2 separate regions of the Mus musculus genome follow, and region 2 is linked to region 1. The links are chromatin loops, found by intact Hi-C in ENCODE. Cell type or tissue: heart. All regions are shown on one strand. Region 1 overlaps Tbr1 (T-box brain transcription factor 1). Region 2 has its middle 63 kb from the start of Gm39837.

Region 1 (5,000 bases):
TGATCCTCCCTGTCTTTTTTCCACCCCCTTCTCCTTGCCCCACTCATCCTCTCCTTTCTCTTGGAATGAAACTCTTCAACTTTAGGAGACCTGGGCAATCCTGCCAGGCAGCAGCGATTCCGACCCGCCTTGTCTTGGCCTCCCTATTTAACCATAGGATGTTGACTCTAGAACCTGCACCCACCCAGCGCGTCCTTTCTTATACCCGAGTGGATGGATGGATGGATGGATGGATGGTAGGGATGTTAATACTTTTAGTGGAACAAAGCCTGTGAAATGATTGTATATAGTGTTAATTTATTGTAACGAATGGCTAGTTTTTATTCTCATTGTCAAGGCACAAAACCAGTTCACGCTTAACTTTTTATTCCTTTCCTTTCTTCTCCTTTTCTTTTTCTCCTCTCATTCTTTCTCTTCTCCCACACCCTTTGTTTTCTTGTGAGTTATTAAAGATATTCTAAGAGGCTCTGGAAACACGAAGCACTTCATAGTGGTGGCTTTCTCACTTCTCAGTTCGTTGCATGATGTAACCACTGTGTGCCCTGGTGCACACAATGTAGCTAAGGAGAATCCACCTGAACACCTGTAAAAGCTAGTTGTCTGTTCCTAGGCGAGTCGAGTAAGTGACACGATGCCTGCCAGGCGGACTTAACTGGAGTTCTATGTGTTTCTCCCTTCCTTCTAAATGGAATGGCCCCACATCAGCAATATTATTTTGCCTTATTTGTTTTTCCCCAAAGTGCCAAATCCATTACTGGTCTGTGCAGGTGCCAAATATGCTGATAAACTGTTTCTGACTATCTTTTCAGACCCCACTCCACCTTTATATGCTGTAAATCTTTGTAATGAGTAATCTACTAATGATATAGATGACTGAATTGTTGGTAACTATAGTGTAGTCTAGTGAAGATGAATTGTGTGAGTTGTATATTTTACTGCATTTTAGTTTGAAAAACGATTCCCCCACCACTTAGAGACAGCTGAAATTTGACTTTCTTGGGAAAACACTAGCATTATTGCAAGTAAGACTGATTCCCCCCAAGTCTTGTTATATTTGATAAGGAGCATTAATCCCCCTGGAAATAGATTAGTAGGATTTCTAATGTTGTGTAGCAAACTTATACTTTTTTTGTACTTTAAAATCAATGTGAAATATGCATCATACACAATATTCAATCTAGATTCCAGTCTATGGGGGGATTTGTCCTAATAGGAATTCAGGGTCTAAACGTGGGTATACTTTGGCTCTCCTGTAAATCAAATGTTGTGATTTTTTATATTTGTTTTGTTTTGTCTGTGAATTGAATAATTTATACAAGTACACACTCCACTGAGAATCGTTTTGTTTTCTGCTCGTTTGTATCGTCTGTGTATAACAAGTAAAATAAATCTGGTAAAATGCTAAATATGGTGTTGAGAGCAGTTTACAGTTTGCAAAGAATTATTATAGGTTATGGCTTTTAGGGGTTAAGCAAGACTAGCCCCTCTTCCTAGCTCTGGGCAGTCTGACAGTAGCCACTTCCTACACCCGCTCTTTTATAGTACCACCAGCTATTACTTTTTTCCTATTTATTTACAGTTAGTATAGTTCTCTTTGCTGCTGTATGCCTTTTCTAGGAAAATATATAAACTGTCTTTGTCCCAGCACTCATTCTCTCCGAAGCTGAAATGACAGGACAAGGAGGGTCTGCAGCTGAGCCAAGGATTTCTTTAAAGTTCACACAGTAATTTGTGAGGCATTAGGTTAGAGTAGGGTGCAATATAAGACAAGTCAAGAGACAAACTGTTGCCTGCAGATGCTGAAGATTTGGTTTTACCAAGAGGCCTTGGAGGTGACTGGCGAATCTTTATAAATGCAAACTTGGACGGGCCTTCCTCTCAGAGAGGGAGGTCTCAGGGCATTGTTCCGGGTGAGGTGGAGAAAGACCCACAGAACCAACACAGGGAAAGGTTGTTGTTAAAGAACCGAATTCAAAATTTGCTTTGGAGAGGGGCTGGGGATTGAGGGTGATGCCTGGAGTCACCTCGGTGTCTTCTGTAAGGGGATCCTCGCTTCAGTTGCAGTTTTACCCAGGTCAGGTCCCCACCCTTGAGAGCAAATGGCAATGAGGAATTTCATGAGAAAGTTTGCAAGTCTGTCTTTACCTCATAGAGGCGACTTCTGTACTTTTGTCTCCAAAGAGGGTGATTCCTGAAAGGGACAAGAAAATGGTTCAACCTTCTCCTTTAGTCTCAGTTGGCCTGGAGGTGACAGAATCAAACTCATCAGCACCCAGAGAGTGTCCCGTGTCACCTTTGTGGTGCAACAGATGTAACGAAGCTTCAAAATTGCAATTAAAATGACAAGTCGAGGGGGAGATTTCACCGATTTGCCTTCCCTGGACAATCCCGCCACTAGACGGCGTTCCATGGAGTCTCGTGTGCCATGGAGAGGGAAAAAAATGATGACTGATTTTTTTCCTTTGTTTTTCCTTTCCCCTCTCCTCACCTAAGAAGTAAAGACGACGGGGAAAAAAAGCACCAAACATGGTGTGTGTGTATATGAGTAGGGAGAGGAGTGAGCAGTGTACTCCCGTGACCGTGCACCCGCCCCGGGCTGTGCTCGGAGCCCGCCCGCCCGCTCGCCCGCTCGCCCGCCAGCCCGCTTGGCCTGGCCCAGCAGCAGCAGCACGTGCTGCCCCGGGCCGCGTGCAGGAGCGCGCGCTCGCGGGGGCGTCAGCGCTCCAGGGCGCGTGGCCGCGGGCTGGCCGAGCGCGCGCTCCGACCCCAGACCCGCTCGCGGGAGCGCGCCGTCCCCGAGCGAGCGCCCCCTCCAACCCCCCCCCCCCCCCCCGCCGCCGCCTCCCGGGCCCCGGGTCCAGGCGAGGAGCGAGGCCCGGAGTGGTGTCAAATGCGTAAGCGAAGCCCTTAGCTTCCGAGGAGCGATTTCACAGGAACGGAGCGCCTCGTGCAGCAAAACGCGCCTTAGCTGCTCTTAGCCAGCTTCAAAAACACTGGCGAGGTCGTTTCCCTCGCAGCTCCGCCATCTGCTGTGTGGACTGAGTCAGCGTGAGGGAAAGCTGCAGCCACGCGCTCCTCTCGGGGGCCGCGTGCTTTCCGGGCCCCCTGACGGCACCCAGGCTGGGTGGCTGCGGAGCGAGGGGACCGTGGCTGCGGACGGGCGACTGGGGCCCTGGGGGCGGCCCAGGGCACGCCCCGGGTACCGGGTGGCTTTACCCAAGTCCAGGCCCGCCCGGGGATGGCCGGCCCTCGCCGTCAACTCAGTCCCCTCACTTCCCAATGGCGTCTCCACGCAAGGGAAGAAGGCAGCAGAGAGGCGAGAGCGCGCTACTCGGGTCTGCCCTCGCCCGCTTTCCGCCCCTGGCCACCCGCGCCATCTTGCAGGCCTCCAGCCTCTTCGCCCCGGTGCTGGCCATCGAGGCTGCTGGGGTCCGGAGGCGCCGCCCGGAGGCAGAACCCGCCGGGCAGAGGCGGCGGAGGTGACCCCGAGGCCGCGCGATGAGGGCCTACCCAGAGCCCAGGCCTTAGGCCTAGGCCTAAGCGAGCTGCTCAGCCTAGGCCAGCAGGAGCAGGACGGTGGGCATGCGGGTGGAGAGCAAGCCTGGGGTTCTGCTGCAGGATCAGGCTGTCACCACCTCCGGCCTCAGCACTCAATTGCCTTCAACCTCCACCAGCATTTTCATTATGATTTTTTTTTTTTGATCTGCTGGAACTTAACCCGTTTATTTCACAAATCACATTGTTCCTGGTTTTTTGGTTTTTTTTTGTTTTTTGTTTTTTGTTTTTTTAAACAAATAATGGGAAGCAATTAGCAGGTAGGAACTTAGGGCAGATGGACAACGTGATGTCCTTAAATTCTGAAGTTATATTCTCTGACAAATCCAACTGTTAATGGTTCTTACTTCCCATGTGACTCACGTTTTGAGGGGTGATAGTATTTATTCTTTTAGCACCGCAGTTTTAAAGGCTCATTTAGATCCAGGTTAGAAACAAAGCTTTATTGAACGGAGGCCACATACATTCTTAAAGAGTGTAAAACTATACTGATAGTCCGACAATGCTTGTTCATAAATGATTTTATAAAAGCATTCAACTTGGTCTCAAGTGCAGCACGTTGCGTGCGTGTGTCTCAGTAGTCAGTCACAGGGATAGAAAAAAAAGAGTGGAACCTATGATCCTGTGTTAAAACAAACCTGATTAGATTCCCTTGAAAGAAACAGCAACAATAGATAAGCTTATGTATGAACTACACAACTTTGAGGCCAGTAACTCGATTCAGATTTTAAAATATTTAATTAAGTATGTTGGCAACTGTATGGCTAATTTTAATATTGAAATGAGTAATATTGTAGCCTAATATGAAATCAGGGTTTTTGTTTTTTGTTTTTTTTTTAAATGTAGCTGGGAACTTTTAAGTATTTCAAATCTTTGTAAATTACTAAAGTCATTGAAGTTAGATTTTCTTTTCCCAGATCAAGAAAATGAGAGTCTCTCTGAGAAGACTGGCAAACAGGCAAGAGTTTAGCTATTGTCTTATATACTTAGTTTAGATCAGTTGTTTTGAGAGTTGTATGTCATTTTGCTTTCCCTCTTTGGCTTATATATTAGGTTGTCACACTTAGAGAAATATAGTCACTTGAAAGAAAGCCCCTCTGCTTTCACAGTGAAGTAAACTTGATGCTGTACAAGTCATTGGTCTCATCTGAGCTGATTATTATGTGCCTTGCGTGTATTTTACACCCACAGTATGCTTTGCAGCGGTGTTCAAGGCATGGCGTGAAAAATTTGATTTGAATAGTTCCATTAATCCAATGTGGGGGAAAAACATGGCTTAATAGACTTTCTACTGATAGCTCCCCTTCTTACTATGCTAACTCTGAAGTAAATATAAAATCTAGTATTGGGAGTATGGCATTTAAAAGACACTTGCTGGTAATATTTAATTTAATAAATATCCTAACTGTGACATTATTAGTACAGTGCAGCTGAACCACAAGCTG
Region 2 (5,000 bases), 150 kb after region 1:
GGCCTGAATAGAGGTTACCCCAGAATGTTTGTTATAGAGCTGCAGATGATCTGGAGGAAGAGGAGTAGGGTAGATCTTTAGTCTGCCTACTTGCTTCCCTGGCAAGAGTGGCCTGATGGGTACCAGAGAGTGCCTTGTTGGAGTTGGTGGCTGAGGTCAAGCAATGAGTCAGGATGGGAGGAGGTAGTTTAGGAGAGGAAGTCTGTGGGATTCACCGTAGATATGGGCAATGACAAGAGGAGGAAGCTGTAACAAGTGTTCTGTTGCAGAACTAGGGGTAAGACTGGAAGATTGGATTTTGATCAAAAGAGAAGAGGGAGCGGTGAAGGTCTTCAGTTAGCTTGCCTGTTTTCCTGGCCTGCTCATCTGGTATGTTTTTAGGGAATGCTTAATGGTGTTGGAGGCTAGAATAATGGAATGCATTGGGAGAAGGAAGATTTGGAGATCTTCCTGATCCATTGGGGGTGTGGTCAGAGAGGAAAGGGAGCCCACAACATGTGTTCTACAGCAGAGCTGTCGATGGATGTGGGGATTGGATCTGGAGAGGCAGAAGGAAAAGTGAAAATCTGTAGTCAGCCTGCCTGCTTCCCGTCAGGATTGTGAACTTTTTTTTTTTTTTTCTTCAGGAAAATGATACGTTAGGCATGAGACATTTAAATTATTTATTTAGTTGTCTGTTTGTTTTCTTTTAAAGACAGGGTCTCATTGTAATTACCTAGTTTGTCTGGAACTTGCTTTGTAATCCAGGTTGGCCTTTAGCTCACAAAAATCCTCCTGCCTTGGCCTAGAGTATTTGGGCTTAAAGATGTGTAACAATGCCTGGCTACATTTAAACATTTTAAAGAATCTTGAACTCTTTGAAATATGTATGTTTAAAATATTTTTAAGTTTTCACTTGCTACTACAAACCTTTCCTCCCCAATTTTATCTGATTAGTGTTTTGAATATGGTTTTTTTTTTTTTTTTTTTTTTTTTTTTTGAGACAGGGTTTCTCTTTATAGCCCTGGCTGTCCTGGAACTCACTTTGTAGACCAGGCTGGCCTCAAACTCAGAAATTCGCCTGCCTCTGCCTCCTAAGTGCTGGGATTAAAGGTGTGTGCCACCACACCTGGCTTGAATATGCTATTTTAAAGTATCATTCTCATGTTGTATAATTTTAGTGGTTTCTTTTATCTTTTATTTGTATGTTAATATTTATTGACCTTACGTTTTTCATTTCTGTGTTTTTCCAAAAGTTCCTTTAGTCAGTACACCTTATGTAGACTTCTTTCCCCACTTCTTTTGGTTGTCTAAAAACCACATTGCTTTAGCTTATTTGTGCACCTTGGCCCATCTACATGTGATGCTCTCTACTCTTAGGTTTAAGGGAATTCCTTATTCCTATAGTAGGGAGAAAAAAATTTCCTACCCAACGTCATGATTTTGTATTAAATTTTATGTGTGTCTAGGAAATGGAGTCTGACTTGTGAACATTGAGGAAAATTTCATAGTATCTTAAGAGTCTAGGTACTGGGTATAGGAAGTATGCCTTCCTTTCCCTTTCAAATGCTTAGTTTGAACCTCTCTGGCACTGGCATTCTGTACAGTTTCATCTCAGCTTGAAACAATGAATGTAGTGTATCTGATCGTAAGCAGTTGATCCCCAGACATGTTTATTGATGGCACTATCAAGGAAAACAGCATACTGACATACAATACAAAGAAACTTGGCAGACTTTATAGTGGCAATTCAATTTTGGCATTTATATTGGTAAAAACAGATTATGAGGCTTAGTGTAGCTCAAACCTTATTTAAGCTCACAAATGTCTGATTTGATCAGTTGGTATTGCAGTGAGAGCAACACCTCTATCTCTAGGAATTCCTCTATGCAGTTTATACTAATGCTGGAGTCTGTGCTTTACTGTGAGTTTGTATTATGCAATTGAATCTTTCTTTTTCTTCCCAGATTGACCCCATTCAAAAGATTCTATTGAGTCACCGTGCCCTGCAGTACAGTTTAAAAAATTTTAAATGAACAGTGACACTTAGTGGCTAGAAATATTCATTGCAGTTCTTTTTCTGTACGATTCTTTATTAATGTGCCCCATGGTAATAAAGCAAATGATACCAAAACTTAAGACTTCTTGGCAAAGTAATATATAGTATTTGAAGTGTTGTTGGTTTTGCAGCAGCTGTCATTCCATACCAATCCATTTAGTTAAAAAGCAAACAGGTGGCCCACACATATTGTTTTTACTACATAAATTTTAAAATCGTCTTCACTCTTATTGAAATAAGAGAGGCATTTCTGCTGTTGGTTTTAGCTTACAAAAAGACTATGTAGCAGTACAATGAAGGCATTGTTAAGAGTACTGTTCAAAGTGCGTTCTTTCAAGCAGGAGTCTATTTTTCTAAATATGAACAAGCACTTTAAATTAAATAAGTAACATATGTTTATACCTATGATACTAAAGAAAAAGCCAGATCTGTGATTCCAGTGTCCCCAGTCAACCCTTTTGTTCTGCTTTGGTATTATGGCACACAGAATTAATTATAGTGAGATTTTGAAATGTTTAAAATCAAGAGTTTATTCCTTTAAGGTTAAAATTTCCCTCGGTTTATGTTTATCGATTTAATTTTGAACTTTAGGGAAGGTTTAGGGCTAGTAATTATGTTTTATTTATCCATAAAATAAATCATGTTATCTTGCATGAGGTTAATGTGTTTTTAAAGTCTCTTGAAGCACTGTGATTGGAAAGCAATTTAAATATAGCCTTCTGCTAGTTTCATATACAACAGAGAGATTAGTAGAAGAGATCTGATTAGAGAATGTGACAAAATACAGCAAGACAGTTACAGAAATAAATGTAAGCCATGTTGTTTGACTTTACATATAAAACAAATATAATGGATTTTCTGACAGAACTTAACTATGGGGTAGGAAGGAGAGGCAATAAAATAGTCTTTTACAGTGTTGGGACCTTTCACTGTCTCTCTCAGTATTGGAGAATGAATTCAGGAACTCATATTTGGTATACATATGCTGGATTACTGACCTGCCCTATTGTTCCACCTTCCTCTTGCTTTTTTTGAAATATGATATTCTTATATAACCCAGGCTTATCTTGAACTTTAAGTCTTCCTGCTTAGCCTATGAGAGTGAGGAGTTTAGACATGTACTATCTTTGGAGTCTCTTTTAACTTAGCCTAATGTCTTAGAAATTGTCTTTATATAATACTCTAATTAGAAAATGAAAAAAAAAGCTTATAGAAGCATATTCGAATACCTCAATGTAAACCATGTATCCCCTCAAAGTTTCCAAAAACAATTAAAATTTCATTTATCGTTATTGTTTGTGTATGGTGTGTGTATAACATATGTGTGGGTATGATCATGCCATGGCATGTGTATGGAAATGTGAGGACAACTTTCATGGTATTGGTTCTATGTTTACATGGGTTTTGATCAGTGAACTCAGGTCATCAGGCTTACGTGAGAAGTGCTTTTACCCTGGATGTGGATAATCTTGGTTGTCAACTTGGAGAGAGAACCTTAATTGAACAATTGCCTCTATTAGATTGGCCTGTGGACATGTATGGAGGACTTTTTGTTTTTTAATTGCAGACGGATGTACAAAGGCCCAGCCCCTCTGACCAGTACTATTCTTGGGCAAGTGAGCATGTGTTGTATCAGAAAAGCAGTCAAACCTCTGAGTGTGGTAGCAAGCCAGTAAGCAGTATTCTTTTATGTTTTCATCTCAAGTTTCTGACTCTAGGGTTCTACCTCAACTTTCATCCAGTGATTGACTATAACCTGTAAGGCAAGTGAATATGTTTGTCCCTAGTTGCTTTTGGTTATGCTGTTTCATCACAGCAACAGAGAAGCAAACTAAAACACACTTTGATACATTTTAGTGGCCATTATTGGTTTTTTAAAGATTCTTTCACACTTGAAAATGAACAGCACACTACTGAATAAAAAATGGGTCAAGACAGAAACTAAGAAAGAAATTTAAAAATTTTAGAATTGAGCACAGCGTACCCAAACCTATGGGACACAATGAAAGTATTTCTAAGAGGCAAATTCTTAGCATTTTTCTAAAAAACTAGAACAGCTGACAATTTTATTCTCACATTTTACAATATAAATGAAAGCCACACTTTTTTTGTATGTCATCTCCCTCTAAAGCTATTCTCTCTATTAAGAAGGGCAATGCCCTTCTATGCAGCTAGTAAACACCCAGGCTCAACACCAAGATATCCTAGTGAAACAGAACAAGAAATACCAAATGATAAAGAGCCCTTCTGTTCTTATCTGTCTGAGTCATGCCATGCCAAGTGGGCATGATCATAGGGCGGGCAGGAGGTCTCATCTTTGGAGGCATCATGGGCATGTGGCCTCCCATGAGTGGCCTCATTCCAGGAGCAGGTCCCACAGGCATCATCCAGGAGAAGGAGGGGCCAGCATTGGTATCATGGGACGACCTCCCATGTGGGATGCAGGCATCATGCCAGGAGGAGGGCCCAGGAGACTGGGGGGAAGTGGGAGCATGGCCCCTGTAAGAGGAGGAGGAGGAGGAGGAGCAGAGAATGGAGCTGGAGGGATCTTTCCTTGTTGAAATGCAGCTGTTGTTTTTTGTCAGTCAGGCTCTGGGCCTGCTCTTCCATCCATTTCTGGTAATAGTCTTTCACATTCTCTTTGTGTTTCCATCCACTGCATTGTGTCTTCTTCACAGACAGAGAATCATGGGTAAGATACATATACAATAAAATTTAGGCATGTTGTTCTACAGGTCTTGGCTACTCGGATCAAAGTTCATAGTATTAAGTGCCTATCTGCCCACAAATTGGGGATATCTCATATTAGTAACTTAATGTTATATTTATTATCCTGTCTCACCATTCCAACCTCAAGTTGTAATATGGAGCTATATTAATAAAAATAACATGATATTGGCATAAAAGCAAACATGTTGATAAGTGGAATTTATCAATGAAGACCAGACATAAGTCCATACAT

What was found. Peaks named below come from ENCODE experiments on the same cell type or tissue, not always from the same donor. Only the 100,000 strongest peaks of a DNase experiment are listed, where the experiment ranks them.
Region 2: a loop joins it to region 1, with 2.7 times the contacts of the local background. A loop is called at or near these places in 7 of 42 quality-filtered maps.

The regions. Positions count from the first base shown.
Region 1 is chr2:61,812,709-61,817,708 of GRCm38, forward strand. Tbr1 (T-box brain transcription factor 1) reads left to right here. Exons shown (of 6, transcript NM_009322.3): 6 at 1-1,406. Among named protein-coding and RNA genes, the nearest start is that of Tbr1, 11 kb to the left of the region's middle. In heart, a CTCF peak has its summit at 2,398 (motif pointing right); no DNase peak of the experiment used is centred here; H3K4me3 peaks cover 1,455 bases; H3K27ac peaks cover 1,176 bases; H3K27me3 peaks cover 2,630 bases.
Region 2 is chr2:61,965,930-61,970,929 of GRCm38, forward strand. It overlaps the pseudogene Gm13555. Among named protein-coding and RNA genes, the nearest start is that of Gm39837, 63 kb to the left of the region's middle. In heart, a CTCF peak has its summit at 2,035; no DNase peak of the experiment used is centred here.